Regions from separate parts of the Homo sapiens genome. Here region 2 is linked to region 1. A link is a loop called in an ENCODE intact Hi-C map of the cell type or tissue named here. Cell type or tissue: Caco-2. All regions are shown on one strand. Links, peaks and the distances in the headings refer to the core of each region. The heading gives the core; the rest is flanking DNA. Region 1 has its middle 4.8 kb from the start of PTPRM. Region 2 has its middle 52 kb from the start of PTPRM.

Region 1 (5,387 bases), core at 262-5,261:
CTCAATCCCCCTGCGGGGGGACGATGAGGAGCTGGATGGAAGAGGAAAGGGCCACTCTACGGACCTGCCACTGAGGCATTAGACAGAAATCCCTGCCAGTACTCCAACTGCTGCTGCCACAGGACTCCTCTTGGTAACCTCTACAAACCCTGTCCCTTCTGCCTGTTACTTAAAGCTTAGTGGGAGGGTCTGTAAATTTCTATTACCCCTGTTCTCTATCTTTACACTGTTAAGTTGACTCTACCCTTTGCAGCCTTCCATCCACATTTCAAAGGGTGGTGGGATTTTTGCCAGCAGCTTCTGCCCTCTCAATTCATGACAACTACTGTTAGTTTACTCCCTCTTACAGGTAACTGGTCAGAGCAGCCTTTGAGCCTAAATGGAAGTCCTCTGCTGAAATGAATGGATTGGACTTCCTCTAAGGAAGGGATGCTGTAGGAATCCTCCCAGTGGGACATTTGCTTTGACTTGTTTTTTCAGCAGTAGAGATTTAGTTTTAACCACATTTCACTCCTGACTCACTGAGGACAATAGTGACATTTGCAGAATGGCTGCTCAGAGTTAGGGGTGCTGTCAGGCCAGCCCCTGACATTGGTAGGCTTGGGCAAGAGTACAAATGCATAGCCACTTACCATATGCCTAATATTTCAAAGTTATTAATTAAGCTAGCAAACTACTATGTATATTCCTACCTTGACACATATAACAATAAAATTGAAATATAAAACCTACAGATTTTATATGACAAAAAGCAAAATATCAGCAACTGAATTATGCATATCTGCTAGACATTATACATATCTAGATTTTCTTTGATAGGCTATATGGATAAGTAATATACATGATTCATATATATTTATTCTATAAAATTGATATTTCTCTTTAGTAAAATCACTGTGTTGTTATAATTGAGATTTTCACTTAATTTGTGTTCCATTGACAGCGGTGATTGAAAGCTTTGCTGTTCTGTATGGTAGCACCTAACAGCATTTCAGGTGTTCTGTTCCTCAGTGACACTAGCTACATTTCAAATGCTCAGTAGCTTCATGTGGCTAGAGCTAATGTATTGTACAACATGGAGAGAAAACAAGTCCATCATCATAGAAAGCACTATTGAACAACATTGATCTAAAAGATTCATCTATTCAGGCCCCATGTGGTGGCTCACACCTGTAATCCCAGCGACTCAAGAGGCAGAGGCCAGAGGATCACTTGAGGCCAGGATTTCTAGACCAGCTTGGACAACATGGCAAGATCCTGTCACTACAAAACAGTTTTTTAAATAGTCAAACATGGTGGTTTATCCCTGTAGTCCCACCTACTCAGGAGGCTGAGGCTGGAGGATCATTTGAGCCTAGGAGTTTGAGGTTGCAATGAGCTGTGCACTCTACACTCCGTCTGGGTAAAGAATGAAATCCCAATTCTAAAAAATAAATAAATAAAGGATTAATGTAGTCAAATCATACAAAATGTTTGTACTTACACCACAAATGTAAATTCCTTTTTTTATTTCAGAAAATTAGAATTATTTTTCTATAGTTGTTAAAAGTTTTCTTTCAAATGATTTAAAGTTATCTATTAGAATTAAAATGCAAAATACAAATTATGACAATGAATATAAACACTGAAAAGTTATTTTTTTAAAGCATAAACATTTTATTTAATATTTGGAAATTTAATTACACCTTATTAATGTGTAAATAAAACATAAACTTAGCAATTCTAGCATTCATTGTCCACCTGGTTGCTAACATAAATAATCAGTATTATGTTTCATGTGTTATAACTTCATATCTACCATTTTAACAGTAACATTAATTAGTTAATTTTTCAAAATATTGGCCAATCACCACGTTCAACCGCATGCAAATGCTATACTGCTGTATGACTTCTGCCAGAACCATGAATTGTAACAAAAAGAGAAGCAAGAAAATGAATGTTTGGCATTGCTAGGAAACCCTCATTATTTAAGACTGTATGATATGCTTGCTATCTAAAAGGAAGGTTTTGACAGTTTAATTCATTTGACTTTTCTTTGAATCAAGCGCCTCCACTATACATCATCCACACGTTTAGGAGTGTCCATCTTCCATGTCAGCAGCAGCACACCCTGCAAATCTTCAGGTTGTGGGATGCACTCACCTTTGTTTCAAGGACAAGGGACTATAGGGGAGAAGTGTTTCTCTGGGGCCCGAACGGTGTTGGTTTTGAAAGCAAAAGTTTAGGGTAAAGTTTTATGCAGTCTTTAACACTGAGCACCAGACCTCTACTGACAGAAGTGGCTGTATGTTCCTTAACAAATTTATTTTTATAGGTGTGTGATGCCCAGGGCAGGAGCCCATCCTGCCAGTCGGTGGGCCGAATTGCTGGCTGTACTTGTGCAGTGCTGGGGCCTGGCAATAGCAACTCTGCTCTTGAGATTTGTCCAAACCCCATTAAAGTCAAAATGTAAATATAACAATGAAAACTGATCTGACCATAACCCATCCCTACCTATCCAAAACGTTATGTCGAATTAGGAGGTTAACCCCGTGCGGCAAGTTCCTAAGCTAGCTGAAGTATTTGCCAAGAAGCATGGACAAAATGATCATTTGGATACCTCCCAAGGTCACTCAATTGTAACCGATGGAAAAGGAAAAGAAAAGATTGTCATTGTTTCCATTGCTCATGTTTTCTTATCTAGGCCTTGCTGAAATGATTACTTCCCACTTTTAGATGCATGTTGGGATTATGAAAGTGTGGTTTGAGAGAAATGGGAAATGTAAATAAGCATTCTTGTATAGATTTCCAAAATGACATATTCAAGGATGGCAAGTTGTAGGAAGAGAAGGTAGGAGGATGAAAGGAAGGGAAGAAGGAAGGAAGGGATAAAGGAGAGAGCTAGCACTATCTAGAGTCCAACTTCATTTGAATTCCAACTGTGTGAGTTAAATGAGTTCATTTCCACTTCCTGACTTGTAGAAATGGAATTACATGTGAAAGCTCTGTGTAAACTCTGAGGCGCTGAGCAAACTTGATTATTTATTATGTTGATCTCTAAGCAAAGCTGGGAGTGAGTAGTGCCTCATCCCACTCCCCACCCATCTCGCCCCCATTATTCTTTCCCTCAGAGGACAGTGCAGGCATGCACAGCAGTGGGGCCTCGGCCACGTGATATGCAGATCCCTGTCCTTGTGCACACGCACGATTTGTGTCGACTTTACTTAGCTTCAGGCATGAGAGGAGCAAATAGAACTTTTCACCCAGGACTGACTTCACTTCACAGCTTCCCTCACCTTTTGAATGTGTATACATGAAACCAGGGAAAATGGAATGAAAATGAAAAACACATCATTAGTTTTTCACAGGGGTCAGAAGAAACCAGGTCATTTCAACTGTCACCAGCGAAGCCCTGTTTCACCTGAACAAATGACAAAAAGGGAGCAGGTGCCCTTTTTTGTGGCTGTTCGTATCCTACCTAAGGTCAGAACCTGTCACTGACAAAAGGCAAAGCTCATCCAAGCATAGTTCAAAGCCACTTTTGTATAAAGGCTTAAACTACTAGGATGAATTTTTTAGATGCCCCAGGAATTCCTTCTCGTGGCCTGATTAAAAGCAGAGAGGTAATAGGTTTTAGTTCTTTGCTTTGCTCACATTACCCTCAGAATATAAATTAATCTCTGCATTGTTGGTACTGAGGCAGTGTATTGCATATTCTTTTTTATGTTATGAAGATGTTATCAGCCTCTCACACTGTGTGATACTGGGAAATTCACTTAACCTCTCTGTGTTTCAGTTTCCTTATCTGTAAAACAAAGATAATCATTGTCCACACTTCACAAAGTTGTTGTGAGGATTAAATAATAATGTGATAAGTATTGTAATAAAACAGTAGTTCCTGGCTGGGTGCAGTGGCTCATGTCTATAATTGCAGCACTTTCAGAGGCCAAGGCAAGAGGGTCACTTGAGCCCAGGAGTTTGTGACCAGCCTGGGCAACATAGTGAGACCCTGTCTCTATACAAAATAAATAAATAATTAGCGGGGCATGGTGGCACACACCTGTGGTTCCAGCTACTTTGAAGGCTGAGGTGGAAGGATCACTTGAGCCCTGGAGTCACAGCTACAGTGAGCCATGATTGCACCACTGCACTTCAGCCTGGGCGACAGAGCAATACCTTGTCTCAAAAAAAAACATCAGTTCCTGGCACATCATTAGTGATGTAAAAGTTGTTGTTGTTGATGATGTTAACCATTGATTTTTAAATTAAATACTAGAGAGAACCGACCATGCACAAACTCCATGCTGGGGTTCTATATGTGTGCAGATGGGTTGGAAATATCTAACTGGGCCCAGTTACCATTTAGATGGGAAGACTTTCCAATAGATGTTCCTGTCCTTTCTCATCACACTCTTCTTTCTGGGCATAATGAGTTAATATCAGCTGCCAGACTCAGCACCAGACCAGTAAAACTGCCTGGTTTATCATGACAGGCCCTTAGTATTTCTCCATCTACAAAATGGGAATAACTCCTGTGCTGTCTACCTTCACTGTGTTGTAGAAGAGCCAATGACAGTGTGCATGAAAGTTCTTTAGAAACAGGGAAAGCCTATGCACATGGAAGGTAGTATACTGGGCCCTCAATTACTAGACTTTGATTGATGAATAAGGATGATCTAAGATCTATAACAGAGTTTCTCATGAAGCTCTTTTAATTAATTTTATCAAATAGGACTTAAAGTTCACAATTTACACATAGGTCATATTTTTATAAAAATCTTTTTCTGATTGGAACTTTTACCTATTCGCTATTTTAGGTAAAATGACTAGGTAGGTTGATAATCTCTAAAAATTCTCCTTTTAGTCACGGGATCAGTAGCAGGGCAGATCTTACAAGGCAATCTCAATATACGGTACCAGAAAATATGAGTATTACAGCCATGTCTGAGCCTGTGTTCCTAGGAACCAGGAGACCCAGGAAATGACCTGCTGGAAGGTCCCTGGCACCAGTCAGATCCCCTCTGAGAGTTGCTTTGTATACTCTGCTGGGGACAGCCCAGGTCTCCTGGTGACTTCCTTGATCCAAGTGCGGGCAGAACACCAGGGCTGCCTGACACTGAGGCCACCTGGGGCAACAGGTCACGCTGTACCCTCTCCTTGCACTCCTGCATCCTGAACTAGGGGAAACAACTCCCTACACAAAAGCAGTCTTCTGACCAGAATAGTCCAACTGCCCTGTCCCCTGGGGACAGGAGAGCCCGGATCAGGCTTTTTCCTGTCTGGAAGCAGGGTTCCATCTACAAGACCAGCGGCTGCAGCCACTGTATAGACATAGTAACCACTTGCCCACACACATATTGGCAATGGTTTTCAGGCTGGTTAATCATCTATAGAAAAAGCAAAAAGCC
Region 2 (5,387 bases), core at 165-5,164, 48 kb after region 1:
AAAATCTTAAAAAAATTAGCTGGGCATGGTATGGGCACCTGTAATCCCAGCTACTTGGGAGACTAAGGCAGAGAATTGCTTGAATCCCAGAGGCAGAGGTTTCAGTGAGCCAAGATCGCACTACTGCACTCCAGCCTGGGAGACAGAGTGAAACTCCGTCTCAAAAAAGCAAAAAAAATTCTCAACCAGGGCCAGGGCCGTTCCCTGCACACTCCTCCCCTGTCCCCAATTGATCACACAGACACAGACACACAACAGGGTAAATTTGACAATGCCTGAAACATTTTTGCTTGTCATACTGGGAAAGCAGTGCTACTGGCATCTGGTGTGCAGATGGCAGAGAAGCTGCTCAATATCCAATAATGCAGGGGACAGCTCTCAAAAGAAAGGTTGATCCAGCCTAAAATGTCAAAAGTGCCAAGGTTGAGAAACCCTGGTCTCCTAATACAGTCATGTAAATGAAAGACAAATAGTTCCAGTCAAATTCGCATGATCATCCATTCACTCATTCGCAAACATTTAGTGAATTTCCCCTATTTTCCAGTGTGTTAGGTACTAAGATGCAAAGATGAGATACTCACAATCCGTGCCTTTAAGAATCTGCCACTTTCAACAAGAATGACATCATATCTGATATGAACATTCAGAGCAAAACCAGATGATTCCCAGATGTGCGATCAGGGAGCACCAAGAAATGGCAGCATTTAAATAGACAGGTATTAATCACATCGAGGAGTGGGGAGCACTGAGAAGAGGGTTAAGGTAAGGCACAGCTAGGAAAGAGAAACTGGAGAGGCAATTCATTATGCAGAACCGGGGCAAACCCATGGTACAGGATCAGAGCAAACAATCTGGAGTGGAAAGGATGAGAGGTTACATTGGAAGGGCAAATGAAGCCAGATTGCATGACGTCAAAAAGCCAGGCTAAGAAAGTTTTGTTGCTGTTTGTCTCCTTTTTTGTTTTTTACTACATGTTATAGCAAAGGGAAACCATAAAAGGTTTTTTGAGACAGAAAATATCATAATCAGAGACATGGAGTTGAAACACTTTCCTGGCAGAAGTGTGTGAGTGGTGGCCCCACTACTTCCTGAACGGGCCACCTGGAGAAAGAATAGGAGCACCTGCTCTGTAAGGCCAGGCTGCCTTTTGCAGACACTGATCTTGCTGCTTACCTCCTATTTCCTTCCTTTCCTCGCTGTTAGGATTTCATCTTTATTACTGGTTTTTGAGCTGTGACTCTAGGACTTCTTAATGACAATTAATTTTGATCTTCACATACTAGTATCAGAATCATGTGGGGAGGGTGGGGCAAGGCAGACAGGACTGAGGGGCTACCAAGGGGTGAAAAATATGTTCATTATCTTGACTGTGGTGATGGTTTATGGTGTGTGCATGTGGTAAAACTTCCAAATTGTGTGTTTTAAATAGGTGCAATTTATGTCAAGTATACTACAACAAAGCTGTTCGGGGAAAAAAAAGAATCACCTCTAAGGCTTTTTATAACTTAGTGTTTCTGATTATGCAAATTTGGGGTGAGGCTTGAGATTTTGCATTTCTAACACACATTGGGAAGCATTGCTCTATGCTGACCTTGATAAACCATTTCCCTTCCTCTTCTGCTTGGTTTCCAGATTTCCCTGTCAAGATTCCTCTTGAAGGGGTCTTGGGCACATGCTGACCTTACTTCATCAACCTCTATTTATCTCTGATCAGTGCGGTCTGCCTTCTCCCTTCTCCCACTCTAATGAAATTGCTCCTTCAAGGATCATATATGATACTGATCATCAGCGTTTCTACAGTACTTATTTGCCAACTTTGTTCTAAATACTTTATATATATTTTAACTCATGAATCCTCTTAACAGACAATAAGATAGATACTATTGTAATCTCAACGCTGGCTCCAGAGTCATGTTCTTAACCACTACTTGTCTTAATTGCCCTATCAATGGCCTCTTTTTATTTGACCGCTGAGAATGGAAAAAAAAAGCAACCCCTGACATTCCGAAGCTGGCCTGGCACTCATAGCTAGTGTTGGGAATAACACTCAAAATCCTAGGGAGACTGAACACTCAAACAGAGGATTCTTAGCAAAGCAATTTTACTTCTACGCAGAGGGGTGCTTCCCCTTGGCCAGTCGCCATGAGAGCACACCTGAACAAAGGGGCATGAGAGCCTTTACTCCTGACACAAGTCCTGCCCCTGTACGCTTTCCCCATTGGCCGGGGTCGGGTCGCACAATCTGAACTAATCACGGTTGGCTAGACATTTGAACTTTTTTTAGATCAGGTGGGCACGTAAGGGAGAGAGGGAAAAGAAGAAGAGGAAGGGGTGTCTGCAATGAGCTAGAGAGCTAGTTTTCTTTCCAAATAAGGAAAGGAATGTGAGCTGGTACTGATAAGCCTGGTACTGTGGCTTGTCCCGGCATGTAACAAAGGCAGAAAAGAGAAAAAAAGGAAAAGGGGTGGGGGGGGGGTGTGGATTACTATGAATTAAAGAATAAAGGATTGGTCAGGCTATTTGAAGAGAAACCTCATCATATCCCACAGCTAGGATGTGTTAATTTCCTATTAGACATAAACAACGTCACAGAATACCAACCTCAAACAAGCCTACCCTGAGACTGTGGTAAAATGAGTCAAAGCAAGTCCAGTTTGTCATTTTGTCTAAGAAGAGATAAAAGCAAGGTCGCTGTGTCACCCACAAAATACCAAACACCCCCTCTCCCAGCCAAAACGAGTGACTGCTACTTTACCAATTACAATTTTATCCTCTTTCTAATTGTCCCTCTCTACACATAAGATTTATTGAGATACCCAATCACAGAATTGTTGTACTCCTGAAAGTACCCAATTCAGGGTATGCCCCTGCTTCCTTCGACACCTCCTAAATCACCCAACCAAAGCCCAGATCTTATAATAGGTTGTCACACATCTTACTGAGACACGCCATAATTACGCTGGTGTATGTCTTCCCTGCCTGCAACAAGAGATAAGCCCAACTTGTTCAACTCTAAGTGTCTTCCTGGTAGCCTTTGGCTGGAGGGCACTGCCACCTCTGCGCCATATACAACTTTCCACTCCTTGAAATCCTCTTCTTCCTTGGCCTGTAGACATCATTCTCTCCTGGTTCTCCTCCTATTATTTTTTAACAACTTCCAATGATTTCTACTTCCTGGTATTCATGTCCTTGTGTAATCCCTTCCCATTGAGTGTGGGCTGGTAGTGACTTGCTTCAAATGGACAGAATACACCAAAAACAATAAACTGTCCCTCGTGAAGAGCAGGTAGCAAAAAGACTGGCTTCTGTCTTACTTGCCGTCTCTTGCTTTCTTACCTGCACACTCTTGGTGGAGCTAGGTGCCATATTGTGAGCTTCTATACGGAGAAGCCCATAGTGTCAAGGAACCCAGGTAGCCTCCCGGCTACAGCCAGTGAGCAACTAAGGCCATCAGTCCAAGCCTTGTAAGAACTGAATCCTACCAACCACCATTTGAGTTATGTTGAACTGGATCTTCCCCTCATCAAGCCTTGAGAGAACTCTGATCCTGGCTGAAACTTTAATTGCAGCCTTGGGAGAGACTTTGAAGAGAGACATCCAGCTTACCTGTGCTGAATTCCTAACCCACAGAAACTTAAGATAGTAAATTTTTGTTGTTTCAAGTCTCTAAATATTGGGATAATTTGTTATGCAGCCATAGATAACAATTACAGATCTCCATAATAGAAAGATAATTTTTTCCACAGCATAGATTTAGCTGTATCACTGACATAAACTCTTTCACAGTTGACCACTGCCTCTAGGGTAAAGGCTAACCTGATCCGTGATATATATCCTTTGCTTTAGTCCCAATAAACTGCTTATAGGTCTCAGAACATGCCAAGTGCACTCTCTCTGTGACTTTGACTTCACTGTTGACTTTCCCTGGATGTAAGTTTTCCCAAGAGCTCCCACACTAGAATTAACTGTTCTTCCTCTGGGGTTCCAAAGCCCAAAGTAATGGAGGCAGGAAAGGTATAGAAAACCCACAGAAATGAGGAAATAAAGAAAAAATACATTTAATAACACAAGAGACAGCAGCTAGAAGAATGATGGCAGAAATTCAATGGCCCCAAAAAGAAGGGACAGTGCACTGCAGCAAAGGGTGGGCTTACCCACAAAGGGGATGGAAGACATCCTTTGTGAGAGAGTCAGTCTGATCCTTAGGTTGGGAGTTATATTTGTAGCTGGGGGGAATGATGGTAGAAGCCTTAGGTGAAAGAATGCCATTGATATTTTCGCCCAATCAACATAAGCAGCCTGAGGCACAGGCAGATGCCTAGAGCCCTGCTCCCGTGTGGGTGCCCATCATGCAATAGCCTCTGGGTACATTTACAAATATTATTTTTAGATGTCACTTTTGGCTCTCAGAACTTTTGGCTATCAGAGTTACTTTACTCTCCGCCCTTAAATTAGGTTTCTTCCCTGTGGAATGTCAGGGGTTCTGTGATGAAACCATATCAACTGTGCTCAAAATTGTTATTAAATTTCCTTTTCAGAATGTTGTTTTTATTTTTCCTGGTTGGGGTGGCCATTTGGTGTAAAGAAATGAATAAGGGAAAAACCTTTGCTAAAGACAGCAGCTATGAGAAATATTTAACAGTATGCAAATTCAGCAGGCAGCTCCCCAAATGAAAGAGAAGGGAGGGGGTTTGTTCTACCCTTAAAAAAAGGAAATGCATTAAAATGCAGTCATTAACTAGTGGAGTATTCTAGAATTGGCAGTTACCTACTGAGATTTTGGGTTAAGTTTCTCTGGGGGTATAACAAAATTGTACATCCTCATGGGAAGCAAGAAGAGAGGAGGACTTGGAGCAGTGGAGCACGGATCTTAGCAGAGTGGAAAGAAAGGAAAAGAAATGCCTTCCCGGCATCATTCTGATGGAAGATGGGGAAAAGCTGCCTGTGGCAGAAACAGGGAGAGCAGTTCTGCCTGCCAGGGTTAGCCAGCGGCCATGTGTTACTCATTTACTCTGCAAGAGTTTTGATGCCAGCTCCGGCAAGTTTGAAAGAAGCACTCTAAGCCCTGTTTAGGATGTGGGTAGTTAATTACAGTGACAATACATTGAAAGGGAATAAGACAGCCATGTATCTTGGCTGTCACCGAACCACAGATTTTTAGGACCCAGAATAGGCCTTAGCACTGATAATATTTATTTCTTTGATCATCAAAGGTCATAAAGAGGCTTTTAAATATGAAAGGCATGCTAATATTTTATATGGTTTATGAATTTCTTGAACTAATGTATATGAACACAGCGTTGTCATTTTTGCTTTTATTTATATTGCTTGCCTGTTTGCTTGCCTGCCTTTCTCTCTCTCTTTCCTTCTCTTCCTCTATCATCTAG

Evidence for each region. A loop is a pair of places that touch in the nucleus more often than their neighbours do. Peaks named below come from ENCODE experiments on the same cell type or tissue, not always from the same donor. Only the 100,000 strongest peaks of a DNase experiment are listed, where the experiment ranks them.
Region 2: a loop joins it to region 1, with 3 times the contacts of the local background. A loop is called at or near these places in 5 of 110 quality-filtered maps.

The regions. Positions count from the first base shown.
Region 1 is chr18:7,559,859-7,565,245 of GRCh38, reverse strand. No RefSeq gene overlaps it. Among named protein-coding and RNA genes, the nearest start is that of PTPRM, 4.8 kb to the left of the region's middle. In Caco-2, for the core only: no CTCF peak of the experiment used is centred there; no DNase peak of the experiment used is centred there.
Region 2 is chr18:7,512,134-7,517,520 of GRCh38, reverse strand. No RefSeq gene overlaps it. Among named protein-coding and RNA genes, the nearest start is that of PTPRM, 52 kb to the left of the region's middle. In Caco-2, for the core only: no CTCF peak of the experiment used is centred there; a DNase peak (open chromatin) is centred at 2,250.